2 separate regions of the Mus musculus genome follow, and region 2 is linked to region 1. Evidence: chromatin loops called from intact Hi-C (ENCODE). Cell type or tissue: left cerebral cortex. All regions are shown on one strand.

The links. A loop is a pair of places that touch in the nucleus more often than their neighbours do. Peaks named below come from ENCODE experiments on the same cell type or tissue, not always from the same donor. Only the 100,000 strongest peaks of a DNase experiment are listed, where the experiment ranks them.
Region 2: a loop joins it to region 1, with 18 times the contacts of the local background. A loop is called at or near these places in 5 of 42 quality-filtered maps.

The regions. Positions count from the first base shown.
Region 1 is chrX:162,243,763-162,251,762 of GRCm38, forward strand. No RefSeq gene overlaps it. Among named protein-coding and RNA genes, the nearest start is that of Nhs, 88 kb to the left of the region's middle. In left cerebral cortex, no CTCF peak of the experiment used is centred here; no DNase peak of the experiment used is centred here.
Region 2 is chrX:160,501,049-160,509,048 of GRCm38, forward strand. Phka2 (phosphorylase kinase alpha 2) reads left to right here and starts at 1,114. Exons shown (of 33, transcript NM_172783.4): 1 at 1,114-1,856. The coding sequence starts at 1,779. In left cerebral cortex, a CTCF peak has its summit at 1,563; DNase peaks (open chromatin) are centred at 1,125, 1,328, 2,160 and 3,160; H3K4me3 peaks cover 2,186 bases; H3K27ac peaks cover 1,504 bases.

The sequences.
Region 1 (8,000 bases):
TTGCTACCATCTAAAGGGCTAGTTTAGGTCTCATGGTTCCAGTGCCACAAGAGAGAAAACTAAAAATGCATAAGCATATTTGAAGCCTCTGCTTTCTTCATATTCTCTAGTATCTCTTTGCCCAAAACAAGTCATATGACCAGCCTAGATTCAAGAAGTGGAGAAACATCTGCTATGTCACTAGAAGCATAAGTGTGTGAGCTCTGTCATTCATAAAATCGTGCACACCTGTTTGTTTTTGTATTTTAATTTGAGATCTGCAGGTCGTCCTGCTTCTCACTTGCCAGAGAATGTGTTTTGTTCAGCAGCTGTTCTAGCATCTAGAGAATATCATTTATTTTGAGATGAATAATTTTGCTCTGAGATTCATTAAACTCTAGCTCTTTCTCTTCAGGGGATTTTTTTTCTCTCTCTGACCGGCTATGATTGCCATGGAGATAGTCCCAGAATCTGGTTACAAGCCAAATATAGGATGCCATTTCAAGGAACCTGTTGACAACATAAGCTTAGCTCGTAGACTGTGATAGGCCTGACGTAAAGAAAATGGTAGTGCTAAGGTCATGAGAGAAGAGGGAGTAAAAGTAGAGTAGAGAAAGCACTCGGCTAATAGAATTGGCATTAGTGTCATCATAGAGGAACAGCCAAGCACTTGCCACTCAGCACCTCTGGAGGAATTTGTAGCCTGGAGACGTTAGCTTCATCTTAAAGATGATTCAACTGCATATGGATGAAGTTTGACTAATCACAGTGTAGGGAAGATACCCTGCATTCAATTATATACTGTCATAGACAGTCAAAACTATTGGGATCTGTGAAGGCAGAGAGGAGGGGAAAATTGTTGGATAATAGTGGTGAATGGGAAAGGGCACATCTGGTTTGAGAGCATTTTTCAAGAAAGGACAGAGACTAGAGACTTTAATCTCAGCTCCCCACTGGGAGGTAAATACACGGGGGAAGGAACAACATCCCTCGGCTTGCTCCCCTCTTGCCAGACCCTGCTTCTGAAACACATTCAACCCTTGCCTATTATAATAACATCAGACAAGAATTCAGAAATAGTAAATAATCTTCTTGCCCAAATCCAATCACATCACTGTATGAGAATACATATACAAGTCAGTGGAGAATCAAATGTCAGTGACATCCGAAGAACATTGTGCATCCCTCAGAGTATGAAGAGAGCAGTGGTGCACAAGCAACTTCTTAGGTGATTTAAAGACTTGCTCGTAAGGGCAAATACCATGACTTACTCATTGTGATCTCTTGGCACATTTGCTTTACTGTTTTATTAGGTTCTTATAAGCCTACCTCCCTTCCAACACTTATTCCACCCTAATCCCTTCTGACCGCCCAACAATAGGTAGGAGAGAAAGAGGGTTAGAAGGAAAGGGGCATAGACCTCTTTCAGCCAACAAAATAGACTACTTCCTGCTGATTAGGGTTAGTATCTAGCAGTCCAGCAAATACTGTTTTACTGTTTGCAACAGTAAATCAGCAAACCAGCAAACCATCAACCCAGTAATACAGCAATCTAGCAATAGCAAACGCAACAGCAGCGAGGTGGGAGGCAGGGAAGCAACAGCCACTATAAGCTTTCTTGGGGCTCTACCATTCATTTATTCCCTCTCCAGGGTTCCCAGAATTAAACTATCTGAAGCCATCAAAAATAAAGACAATGGCTGTGGGAGAATTCAAGCATCCCCATATCCCATATCTTGGACTAAAACAAAAACATATTCATAATAACATAGCTGGTTTTTTTAAAAGAAATCCAAACTCTCACTATTGTGACCCACTTTCCTTTCTTCCTGAAACACAACTGAACTACTTTTTCATAGTCTGCTTTGAGATGAGGTTTGGTCAGATAGTTGAGTGGAATGCAAAAAGAAATGGCTAGACCACTACTAGAACCAACATTTAGGAGAGTAGACATGCTTCATACATGGCACCATGTACAACCCACAGCAACCCGCCTAGAGAAGGCCAGAGCCACACAGCAGAAGGAACTTGGGTTTATGATTAGCTATGGAGCAGAGCTGCTTCTCCAGTCTGGACCACACTCCTGAAAAACAAACCTCCTCATTTCCTAGTGGACTGCACCGTTCCATGTCTTTATTACAGTAACTGGTTGTTGTTGTTGTTGTTGTCTACCTGTCTAATGTTTTCATTCATCCATTAATTCATTCATAATCTACTTAGTGTCTATTATGAACCCACAAGACAGACACATACCATCTAAAGGAATCTTGGGGAAAAAATGAAAAAAAATTCATAAAACTATCTTCTTCAGAATTATTAAAAGAAAAGCTAAGACTATACTCTGTTCATTTACTCATTGTACTAGTCAGGGTTCTCTACAGTCACAGAACTTACGGAATGTCTCTCTATATTAAGGGAAATTGTTGGACTTACAGCCTGCAATCCAAATAACCCAACAAAGGGCAGCTGTGAATGGGAAATCAAAAAATCTAGTAGTTGCTTGGTCTCACAAGGCTAAGTGTTTCAGCTGGTCTTCTGTATACACTGGAATCTTGACATAGGTTCCAACAGATGCGCTGGCAAGTAAGTGCAAGCAGGCAAAGAAGAAGGAAGCCTTCCTTCTTCCATTGTCCTATGTAGGCCTCCAGCAGAAGGTATGGCCCAGATTAAAGATGTGTAATATCACACCTGGATCTAAGCTGTTCTTTACTTGGAACTTACTTTGTCCCAGGCTGGCCTTGAACTTAGAGATCAGCTTACTTCTCTTTCCTGGCATTAAAGGTATGTACAACCTTGCCTGGGTCTAAGTCACGGACACTTAAAGTGGTGCATCAATTTCTTCCCAGACCTTATTCCCACTCCCTCTCTAAAACTTATAGGAAAATAAATGAAGACCATCTGTACAATTTCTTCTGAAATCTCAATACATTAGATTCAGCAGGGAGGCAGCCAGGCAAAGAGCTGGGGGGACTGAATAATCCAGAGGCAAAGCTTCCCAACTGTTCTGTGATCCCATAACTTCATTCCTAAGTATGTACTGGGTAGAAATGAAAACATGTGTCCATAAGAAGATGTATACATGCATGTTCACAGTAGCTTTCTCCAGAATAGACAAAAACAGGAAATGACATAAATGTTTAACTTTATGACAACTTATAGAATGTGTTATAGTTATATAATAGAACACAATACAACAATAAAATGAAGTGAGCTGCCAACATACACAACATAACCTTGAAAACGCTTCTGTTGGGTGAAGAAGAAAGAATACATGTACATTTTCATTCTCGTGAAATTCTAGGCCTTCCAAGTCTGATTCATGATGACAGAAATCATAGCAATGATTGCCTCAGCGGAGGTGAGAATTGACTTTAGAGGGGTCTAAGAAATTTGTATGTTATTTGTGAAAATTTTATTTTACCGCATGTAAATTGTATCTCCAATAAATACATAACCCAAATACAATAATTTGAAGAAACAGTCTACTGCTACTATTATGAGAAAAATAAACACATTAACTCGAAGCTTTCATTTCCTTGTCTCCTTTCTTGTCTTTCCTTTCTCTTGTCTCTCACCTCCATCTCATGCTTGACCTTCATTCCATCACTGGTGACTACAGCAAAGCCTTTCTTCTGTCCCCATCCACATTTTTTTCGACAATATCTATGGATGCAAATGTCCTCTGACAAAGACTAAATGAGAGGCCTAGATTCTTCCCTAAGCTATGTGTCTCCCTCAGGGAGCAGACAGGAGAGACAGGAATTTTAAATGGTGTTTTCCTGATGGCTAAGAATGTTGAACATATTTTAAGTGTTTCTCAGCCATTTGTATTTCATTGTTTTAAGAAGCGGGAGAGGGTAGGTAGGGGAGCAGGGCGTGGGGAGGGTATAGGGAACTTTCGGGATAGCATTTGAAATGTATATAAAGAAACTATCTAATAAAAAACATAAATAAAAATCTATGCTTAGTTCTATACCACATATTCAATTGGGTTCCTTATGTTCTTGATGTACAGAGTTTATTGTTTTTCTTTCTTTCCTTCTTTCTTTGTTTAGTTCTTTATATATTTCAGATTCTAACTCTCTCTCAGATGTATAATTGATAAAGACTTTTTCCATTCTGTAGGCTGCTTCTTTGCTCAAACGATGGTGTCCTTTTCCTTACAGATGCTTTTTAGCTTCATGTGGTCCTGTTTATTAATTATTGATCTCAATACTTGTTCTATTAGGGTGCAGTATATAAACTTCTTTCCTGTACCAATGAGTTCAAGGTTATTCCTTATTATCCCATTTAACAGATTCAGGGTGTCAGACCCCATGTTGAGATCCTTGATCCATTTGGAGATGAGTGTTGTGCAGAGTGATAAATATGGATCTATTTACATTCCTCTACAAGCTAACCATCTACTTTGAATGAACCAAAGATGCTGTCTTTTTTTCCAATGTGTATTTTTTTTCATTTTTGTCAAAAATCAGGTGTCCATGGATGTGTGGACTTATGGCTGGGACTTTAATTTGATTCCATTGATCACTATGTCTGTTTTTATGCTAATACCATACTGTTTTTTTTTTTTATTACTAAAGCTCTGTTATACAATGTGAAATCTGGGATAGTGATACTTCTAACAGTCCTTTTATTATTCAGGATACTCTAGCCATCCTGAGTTGTTTGTTTGTTTATTTATTTGTGTCTGGTTTTGGTTTTGGCCTGTGTGTGTGTGTGTTTCCATATAAAGTTGAAAACCATATTTTCCAGCTTCTGTGATGGACTGCATTGTAATAATAATCCCCCTGAGTCAGTCATGAGCACGGGAGGTCTTTCTACCTTCTTTTTCATTTTCTTTCTTCAAGATCTTAAAGTATGCATTACACAAATATTTCACTTGCTTGGTTAGAATTAATCCAAGGTATTTTTGAGGCTGTTGTGAAAGGTAGTTTCCCTGATTTCTTTCTCAGTATGTTTGTTATCTGTATGTAGAAAGGTTACTATTTTTGTGTGCTCATGAGATTTCATCTTACCCCAGTGAGAGTGCCCAAGAGTAATAAAACAAATGACAGCAGATGCTGAAGATGATGGGGGGTGGATGGGAACACTTATTCATTGCTAATGGGAGTACAAACTGATACAGCAGCCAGTGTGAAAATCAGTGTGGAAGTGTCTCAAAAAGCTAAATATTAATGTACAACAAGATCCATCTGTACCACTGTTGGCCATATACTTAAAAGATTATATCTTACTAGAGAGATACTTGCTCATCCATGTTCACTGATGCTCTGTTCATAATAGCCAGAAATTGGAAACAGACTAGATGTCTACAAATTGATGAATGGATAATGAAAATGTAATATATATTATTCAGCTGCCAAGAAAAATGAAATTTGCAGGTAAATGGGTAGAACTAGAAACAATCATCCTGAATGAAGTAACCAAGACCCAGAAAGATAAATGTTGTCTTATATGTGTTAGCTTTTATGCTTTTGATACGTGTGTTTCATTTAGAATATTCTTAGAGGAGGAAGAGAGGATATTCCAAGACAGGGGATATAGAATATAGTATTATAAAAGAATAAAAGGAAAATTAGAACAGAGGGATGAAAGGGGTGGGAGGGCAGAGTAGAGAAGGGACTGTGGAGAGGCTAACTAAGACTAAATGTCTTGAAAAGCCATATAGAAAACTAATATAGGAACTTCCTAAATATATATACAAGCACAAAAAGGAGTTTAAATGGAGTTGTCATATAATGGAGGAGACAGTGCCCCAATTAGATATCTTATGCTACCAAATAAAATTCTAAATACCAGAAATGGGTTATATATTTTTGAGATGTGTACGAAGAAGTATTTATCCTTAAATGGGATGTCTTTCTCAAATCCCCTCAAGGCTCAGGGCTCTATGCAGAAAAGGAGGCAGAAGGGGTGTAGGAGCCAGATGTGATGGATGACTCCAAGGAAACAGAGTCTTCCAGACACAACAGGACTGACAAACATATGAACTCATAGAGACTGTGACAGCGCACACAAGATCTGCACAGGTTCAAGGTAGATAATATCTGAGCACTGACAGGGGAAATAGACACAAAGCTTCCCCTAGCCAAGAAGCTACTTGCAATTGGCAATTGCTGGATAATTGCTGGGTATATTCACCACACTCTGGAGAAGGCCCCACGACTAGGTGTAGTTGGCCAATACATAATGGACTACATGGTTTATGTGCACTTTTCATTTGGATAATTTTTTGTCTTGTTAGGTTTTCTTCTCTTTTTTTTTTAAAGATAGTTTGTTTTTATTTTCAACTTTGTTTGAGAGAGAGAGGAAGAAGTGACATGAATTTGGATGGGTATGGAGATGGGAAGTATCTAGAAGCAGTTGGGGCAGGGGAAGAATTTAATCAATATATCGTATGAAAAAAATTTAAAAATAATTTTTTTAAATGCCAAACAGATTACTATGGTTTGGATCTGACATGTTTGAGGCTCACATTTTGAATACTTATTCTCAGTGGGTAGTGACATTTGGGGGAGCTTTAGGACCTTTCAGGGTAAGGACTAGCTGGCAGGAATGGGTCACTAGGGATGGAACTTTAAAGGTTCTAGCTTGGAACCTCACTTTCAGCTTCCTGATCCACCGCAATGTGAAAAGCCTCTACCACATGACCCCACCACCACAGACTGAGCTGCTTTGCCAGTTTTTGCAACAATCTTGAATTGAAACCCTCTAAAGGAGTGAGGCAGAATAAATTTGGTTAATTACTGTAGTCGCGGGGCCTTCTCCAGAGTGTGGTGAATATACCCAGCAATTATCCAGCAATTGCCAATTGCAAGTAGCTTCTTAGGTAGGGGAAGGACTTTGTGTCTATCTCCCCTGTCAGTGCTCAGATGTTATCTACCTTGAACCTGTGCAGATCTTGTGTGCACTGTCACAGTCTCTATGAGTTCATATGTTTGTCAGTCCTGTTGTGTCTGGAAGACTCTGTTTCCTTGGAGTCATCCATCACCTCTGGTTCCCTGAAGTTGTTCCCACCAACAACCCCAAAGGCTGATGCTGAGAGGGGCGGACATCTAAAGCATCAGAGAAGAGCAAATGAGAATGAAAAGGTTTTGATGTTTTGAAGGATTTGAGATATGCTAAAGAAGAAATGTTGCCAGAATGGAGGGAAAGTGAAAAAAAGAGAAATTGAAAGCTGTAAGCAAAATATTTTTATACTCTCGAATCATAAGAGGAATGGAGTTTTAGCACATACCCTCTCCTAGTATCCTTCATTAATGGGGTCCTATTCAAAACTACATTCTGAATATCCACACATCATTTTGTTATATTATAATAGACATATTGTTAATAAAAGTTATTCATATTTATATAATCTTTTTGTGTTCTTTATTCTCCCCAGATTCAACTGTAGTGACAAGGAACTAGGGCAAAGGCAAATTCAATATTCCTTAAAAATGAAAACCCATCAAGCGAACAAAAGGATTCACAAAGGCAAAATTGTGCCGTGCGGTAGTCATTCAGCAAATTGACCATTTTGCATATTGGATTCTAGAAAATTGCTTTGCAGTTCTGTAAACTGAAATATTCTAACTCTGACTCTCTTTAACTTAGTGTCCCTCAAAAGACAGATGTGGCGAAGCCTAACTTCACTCTAGCTCTAGTAAATAGTGTTTATAGGAATCACAAGTTTTGTGAATTTGAAAGTCTGGGTTATTTATATGAGTAAGCAAAACTTAATAAATCTCAAATTCCTGAAAAACATTAAAATAGAAAAGGACCAAGAATATTAAATAAATGAGTGAAATATAAAATGTAATCTACTATTCTGTATAATATATGCAAATATTTTTATTTTCAATTGCCGATAATATTATCTTATACCCAATGTTCCCAAAATTTGACTAGAAAATTGTAGAAATTATCAATAATTTCAACAAAGTGTTATGATACATAATTGACTTACAAAATTTACCAGTCTTACTACATATGAGTAACAAGCATGCTGAGAAAGAGATCATGGACACGCTCCTCTT
Region 2 (8,000 bases), 1.7 Mb before region 1:
AGGGGTTGGGTGCTTTAGTTAAAGACTAACTATAAGGGGAGTCAAATAAGCAGGACTCATTTTCAGTCCATCAACATTGAGCCCTAGACACATGTACAATCAACTCTGTGCCAGGTGTGGTGGGAGATACCAAGCTATTTCATAAGCATCTCATAATCCAGTTAGAAAAGTATGCCTCAGTTAAAATGTAAACAATACACTATTTCCAAATGGTGCTGAAAATAGCTCTGGTTTAAGTGCCACTCTGAGTCAAGTATGTGCTACACGCACTTGACCTTGTCACATTACAAGGCATGAGGTTTACCCCAACAGATAAAAACAGTAAAAGTCAAACAACTGAAACAGTAACACAAATGTCTATATAAATCAGAAATGGAATAAAGTGCAGTTCGAACTGACTCGTTGCCCCATCTTTACTGAGGAAACTGCTATAGGAATCCAGAAAATTGGAAACGCTAATGAGTGGGCTGACCTAGTCTTTAAGGCAAAGGTAAGTTTTAGACAATGAAATGGGTCAAAGTGGAGAATAACAAAGTGCTTGTGGAAGCAATTACATTAGAACAGCTGCCCAGTCAAATTTATTTGTGGGCCAGATTTTGATGGACAATGAAGACAGGATCAAAGAATGCGGCCTGTGGTTAGCAACCTTGACAACTAATGGGATGCCAAATTTCAAAATATACTATTATAAATGAACTGCAAAATTCTCCCAGGAGCTAAGGCCAGGAGCCACGGGTACCAGGAGTGTATGTGGAGGACAGTACTCAGGCCTCCCTTTCTTGCTTTCAGTGCTGAGCTCCACTATGGGGACTCTGTCCTCAGGTGAGGCCCAGGACAGGGCGGGGCTATGACGGCCGGTCATCCGAAGGATGCCCAGGCGGCCCAGCCTCTTTCTAGTCTCCGGTGGGTTTGGCGGCTCCGCTCAGGAGACCTTGTCATTGCCGACCCAGAAAGCCGACTTGTTCTCTGCTTCCATCCAAGTTCTCCATACTCCTGCGGGCTGCCCCATTTTCCTTCCTGGTCAGGCCATGACAAGGAGGGCTCCAAACCCCACGGAGGAGGCGGACTGGGGGCGGAGCTGCGAGCAGATCGGTACCGCCCCCCCAACGCGTTCCTTCCGGGCGGGACTGCACGGGTTCCGCTTCTTGGTTCGGGCCGGCGTGAGGGGTGGCCTCCGTACCCCGGGGGCCGCGACCGAAGGACTCTGCTCCTTTAGCCTCAGCCGCGGTTGGAAGCAGGTTGAGGTAGGAGCAAAGTCAATAAAAAAAACTGAATTTCCGTTAAGAGCCCAGCTCCCCGCCGCTCCCAGCGGCCTTCCTCTGTAGACCCTCTCCCTTTAGGCGGAGACTTGGAGAGTCCGCCCCACGAGGGGGGCGGAGCCTAGTAAAGCTTAGGTGAGCTCCCAAGCAACCCGGAGCCGCCTCCCAAAACAGAGGGGTACCGCCAAGGCCTTTCTCCAGCCTAGTGCCCAGTCTAGGTTCTGTCGAGCATGGTGGTGGGACTAGAAACCCTCGGGGCAGCTGCTGACCGGGAGGAAGCCGGGCCGCGATAGCGCCACCCCCGTCTCCTCCCCCGCACCGCCCAGCGGCGCGACACTCTGGTTGGCTCGCCTTGCAAGTCATACTTTGGGTCTCTCAGTTTGAAAACTCTTCCTCTCGGCCCCCTTTGAAGAAACTCATTGACGCTGAATGTTTTGAGGACCAGGTCAGCTTGGAGGCGGCAACTTTGGCGGACACCAGCGGGCAGGTCCAGCTCCGTGGCCCATGAGCTTGGGCGAGATGCGGAGCAGGAGCAATTCTGGGGTCCGCCTGGACGGGTACGCGAGGCTGGTGCAGCAAACCATCCTGTGTTACCAGGTAAACAGAGAGCAGCCCAGAGAACGGTGGAAACTGCCCACTGATATAACTCATTCTCCCCAAGGCCTCTGTCACTCATGAGAGCTTGCATTTATTTAAGAGGTTTCCGACTTTAATCCAGTCCTTTGCTAGCCAGTTATCACCCTACTCCCTTATCGCTATTTTATTCACTTTACTCACAAGTCAGGCATTCTGGCTTTTGAACAGTTGCTGCGGCTGCTTTGCAGAATTCTGGGACCTTTTTTTTTCTCTCCTCTTCCTCCTCCCTTCCTCTTTTTCCCCCCATCGGGACACCCCCCTCGAGGTCCTTCCTTACTGCCTCTTTTGGATGAAAGAAGTCTGTTAGGTTGGACAGAGCACACTGAAGGAGAACAGTGAACTAACTCTACTCTGGGAACAGTAGGCAGGAGTGAAAAACTCCCAAGGCTTGCATCTGACCAGAGTGTGGGCAACTGTTACTGCCCCTCCCTTGTTAGAAATCCCCCTGAGAGGACCCTATGACCACTCTGGTTGCTGCTTTACAGCCAACAAAACTTCTGGGCACAGAGCATCAGCATCAAGGGGTCCTGTGAAACTGTGCATATAATCTCAGGTATGAATACGCCTGCTATGCTTCCTGCTTGGCAAAAGTTATGTGTGAGTGCCCAATGTAAGACCACTGAGCTATTTTTGTTCAGAGCAAAGACATCAGCTATATTGCTTGCCTTCAGTTGGCAGCAGCTATTTTTAGGGCTTTGAGAGTCAGAGAAGGAAGTAGCAGTTGGTGGTCATTTCCAAACCATTAACCTTTTTTTTTTCTTCTTAGCTAATTCCTTGACCTCTCACTCAGGAAGAATTTATTGTGTATCTTTTCTATGCAAGGCATCATACAAACTACATAAAATGAATAAATGGTACTGCCAGTGGTGTGACTTAGTGGTAGTTTACCTGGTAGTCTCAAGGCCCTGGATTGGATTGCAGCACTGTAAAAGAAAAAAAAAAATGTTCATAGCACAATACGGTGAATTTTATGAATAACGTAAAATAAGTTCAGTGTTTCTTGTTTGAAACACGTTGGGGCCAAATGTGGCTTGTAAGCTAGAAACGTCTTGATTTTAAAAATCATATGCATACTCTATAAGCATACTCTAATAGCCAGAGTAGTCCAGGCAGTACCCCTTAGTTACAGCCACTATTATTTCTCCATTGGAATATGAATGTTCACACTAAGCAATAAGTAAAGACTATAAAAAGAGTTTCACATTAGATCAGCTTGTCTTTGCCACCAAAAGAAATTTCTGCAAATGTAGGAGAAACATTTCCATATGTTAATGGCTCTGAGGATTGCTCATAAAGGAATGCAGGGTTTATTTGAGGAAAATACTCCCTCCCCCATCCCTCCCCCCTACTGCCAAACCATAGATGGCAAGGAAGGAGTTCTGCACGACATGGCATTCCAGTGGAGAGTTGAAGAGGGGCTAAGCAGAGATAGAGGTTACTCTTTGCTTTTATTCTTAAAATGTAATTACAAGTATAAAACGTAAAAGTCCCAGTTGAAAATGTTTCTACCCATTACTATGATAGAAAGAGCTGTAAAGAGAACTGTAAAGAGTCCAAGCTAACCTAGAACTCACTATGTAGACCAAGCTGGCCTCAACGTGACCTGCTTTAGCCTCATGCGTGTTGGGATTAAAGGTGTACACCATTATACCCAGAGCTTTCTGTTTATCTTTTCTGAGTTAACACCTTCAACCGTAGAATGGGAATTGGTTATTATTTTTAAAAAAACGAATGTCTAGTGTACTCTCCTTGGGCACATTATGTGCAACCACTATGCAGTGGGTGCTTTTGTTACAGACCACATGCTCCTCAGTCCTTTCCTGACCATCCTGACCCATGATGCTCCCATTCCTGGAAGGCTTGATACTGCTGCTAATTGTTTTCTGGTCTTTGGACATAATTCTGTGTTCCATTGATGTAGTCAGATGCCAAGTGCAGAGATTTAGTGCTTCTTTCTTATTCATCAAGCAAGGTCTCAGGCTCGTTATAGTATCCTTCAATCCTTGTTGAAAAACACTACTTCCTATGAGTTCTGTGGCACCTTAGGGGCACATATGTTGGTCCAGGCTTGCCTTTGCTCAGGAGCAAAACAATCACCAGAGCTGCAGAGGTGGACTTTCCTCCCCTACATTTTAATGATTAAAGAGCAGTTGTCTGACCTTTTAGTTGTATTTATTTTGGGGGTAGGTAGTCAGTGAAAAGGCCCTCATATTTTCTCCCTTTTCCTCTGGATAACCAGAATACTCCAGATAGTTCTCCTGGGAAAGTCTGTGAATCTGCAAGTAGACAATTGCACACCCCATCCAGCGCTCCCCTGCTTTTATCCTGCTGCAGCAACTATTCACTTGCAGAGGCCTAACTTGCTTAGGGCCTTGTCATCTTTTCTGAGTGGTATTAGGTAGGTCCCCTGTGTTCTGTGTGTTTTTTTTAAATCATAATAAAAAATGGATGAGGTAGGTTTCTGTAGTTTGTGCTATATTGTGCCATCTTCTCTAAGTATATGCATGTTTCTGACACATTTTTCAAGTCAATTCTTATAAGCTCTGAACTCGATTTTTATTTGTTTTTTAAGTTGAGATTAGTTTATATTGGTTTCAGAAGTTAGACATCATTTCATTAGAGTGTCAAGCTGATCGTTATTCTTCCTTTTAGTAGTTTAGTCACATCGTCTAGCATGTCCACTGATATGTTCCTGTATCTGTAAAAGAGAAGACCTTTTCCTGTATGTTATTTGACAAATCTAGAATACTTGGTGAGTGTACATTATTTGAATTTTTAAGGCAAAAAAGGAAAGACCTATGTCTATAAAATAGTCATTTAGCAAGCTTCACTTTATGAATGTACATGGAGGAGTCTCTTCAGGAAGGTATTGACATTTAGAAAGAATTTTCTCCATTTTTTTAGCCTAGATTTAAAAATGTTGATTTTAACATTTCTTCAGTAATGGTTCTGTTTGAAGGCTTCTTAATATGTGTGAAGTGTGAAATAGTGGTAAGAGAATATGAATCAGAAAATAGTAGTCAACTTTGTGTTCACAGTAGTTAGAAATTATTGAGTATGATAATTTAGAAAAAAGACTAGGGCAAAAACTACATTGAGATTAGTAACAGTGGAATTTAAACTGAAAACAACAACGTAAATAGAACATGGTATATGGAATAAATAGCAGTAGTAAAGACTAATTGTAGAAGAGTTAAAAATAATAGAATTAGCCAGGCGGTGGTGGCGCACACCTTTAATCCCAGCACTTGGGAGGCAGAGGCAAGAGGATTTCTGAGTTTGAGGCCAGCCTGGTCTACAGAGTGAGTTCCAGGACAGCCAGGGCTACTCAGAGAAACCCTGTCTTGAAAAAACAAAAAACAAAAAAACAAAACAAAAAAAAAAGAAAAAAGAAAAAAAATAGAATTAAGTCTAGGAAGTAGTATGACAGGAGACTGAGAAAAGACTGGGGTTAAAGTGTTCTGAGTCCTTTATTGCCTTAGGAGAGAGGGTGTAGGAATTATCATGTCTTTTAAGTCAAAAAGCTTAAGAGTTACCGTTAAAATAATATAAGCAAAGGGCTGAGAACTTAGTGCACTTGATAAGATGCTTGCTGTGTAATCATGAGGGCCCCAGCTCAGGTGTTAGCACTCCTGTAAAGGCCAGATGGGGTGATACATACTTATAACCCCAATACTGGGAAGGTGGAAATAGGAAGATCATGGGGGCCCCTAGTCTAATCAGTAAACTTTAGGTCCCAGTGAAAGATCTTGTTTCAGAAATCAAGGTGAGCATTGGAAAGAGTCCCCAGAACACATGTGGGCATAACAGCTTTTTCGCAATTCTTTTGTTTTGTATTTTCAGACAGGCTTTCTCTGTGTAGTCCTGGCTGTCTTGGAACTCACTCTAGACGAGGCTGGCCTCAAACTCAGAGATATGTCTGCTTCTGCCTTCCAAGTGCTGTGATTAAAGGAGTTTGTCACCACTGTCTAGCCTGTTTGTAATTCTCATATTCAAAAGATAGAGTTGGGACTCTATATTAGTCAGGGTTCTAAAGTCACAAAATTTATGGAATGTCTCTGTATATTAAGAGAAATTTGAAATGACTTAAAGTCTGCAGTCAAACTAACCCAACAATGGGCAGCTGTGAATGGGAAGTCCAAGAATCTAGTAGTTGCTCGGTCTCACAAGGCTAGGTGTTTCAGCTGGTCTTCTGTATACACTGGAATCTTGAAGTAGGTTCCAACAGATGTGCCGGCAAGTAAGTGCAAGCAGGCAAAAAAGAAGAGAGCCTTCCCTCTCCCAGTGTCCTTATGTAGACCTCCAGCAGAAGGTATGGTCCAAATTAAAGGAGTATACCACCATGCTTGGACCTAAGCTGTTCTTTACTTGGAACTTGCTCTGTCCCAGGCTAGCCTTGAACTCAGAGATCTGCTTGGCCCTGTCTCCTGGGATTAAAGGTGTGTAACACCTTTCCTGGGTCTCAGCTTTTCATGGCCTCATAAGGATCCAAAATAGCATCTAGTCATATCTCTCATCTCACAGTGAAAGAACCACAGCTGACACGATCAACATCTTCCTTCTTGTGAGCTGAGAACCACCATAAGTACTCTGGACCAAGTTTCTCAGGACCAAGCTAGGGGGGTGCAGATGAATAGTTTAAGTACCTCAGATTGCTGTAAATAATAAGTGAAAACTGTGTTCCCTGTGTGTCTTAAAATATGAAACTTGAATTCGCTGTTTCTTTAAATATTTCACTAAGTTTAGTTCTGCCATGTTACCCTTTTCATTTGTGCTTATATTTTAAATAATTTAAGGAATTGTAAGACTCGGGGTGTCACTATGTTGCCTAGGCTGGTCTGAAACTCCTAAGCTCAAGTGTTCTCCTTACTTAAACTCACTAGTAGCTGGAGTTCTGCAGGTACACACCACTATGCTTAGCTTGTCTTTTATGTTTAAGTGTGACTATTAATAGTAATATGACATAAAGAGATTTCCATTAATGTTCATAAAAGGCATGTAAAAAAGTGGATATAGATCTATTGAATATTTTGTGAAGGAAAAATATCCTGTCCTCTCTTTAGAAAAACTAGGTTTTATTCCAGGTATGCAGGGATGGTTTAATATACGAAAATCCATCAATGTAATCCATTATATAAACAAACTCAAAGACAAAAACCACATGATCATCTCGTTAGATGCAGAAAAAGCATTTGACAAGATCTAACACCCATTCATGATAAAAGTTTTGGAAAGATCAGGAATTCAAGGCCCATACCTAAACATGATAAAAGCAATCTACAGCAAACCAGTAGCCAACATCAAAGTAAATGGAGAGAAGCTGGAAGCAATCCCACTAAAATCAGGGACTAGACAAGGCTGCCCACTTTCTCCCTACCTTTTCAACATAGTACTTGAAGTATTAGCCAGAGCAATTCGACAACAAAAGGAGATCAAGGGGATACAAATTGGAAAAGAGGAAGTCAAAATATCACTTTTTGCAGATGATATGATAGTATATATAAGTGACCCTAAAAATTCTACCAGAGAACTCCTAAACCTGATAAACAGCTTCGGTGAAGTAGCTGGATATAAAATAAACTCAAACAAGTCAATGGCCTTTCTCTATACAAAGAATAAACAGGCTGAGAAAGAAATTAGGGAAACAACACCCTTCTCAATAGTCACAAATAATATAAAATATCTTGGCGTGACTCTAACTAAGGAAGTGAAAGATCTGTATGATAAAAACTTCAAATCTCTGAAGAAAGAAATTAAAAAATTTCAGGAGTCTCATGATCCTTTGTAATTTTGTCTTCCCCAACAAAGTCCACTGTGGACTCCTGGAATCTCTTTTGGAGACCACAAATCAAGACTACCAAAGATGTTATAGAGGCAGAGGAGGAGTGTCATGAGTTCTAGTCCAGCCAAGACTACTTATCAACACCCTGTCTGGAAAAAATAAATAAAAACATATAGTGTCTCTGTCACTGGAAGGCAAAACTGAAATTTCAGACATAAAAATTGGTATTGCAAATGCAAGGATCAAATAATGGGTGGGATCTATGTTGTTCCTATTCTGGTAGAACTTTGCTGGCTCTGTATCTAGTAATCTGTGGATACCTG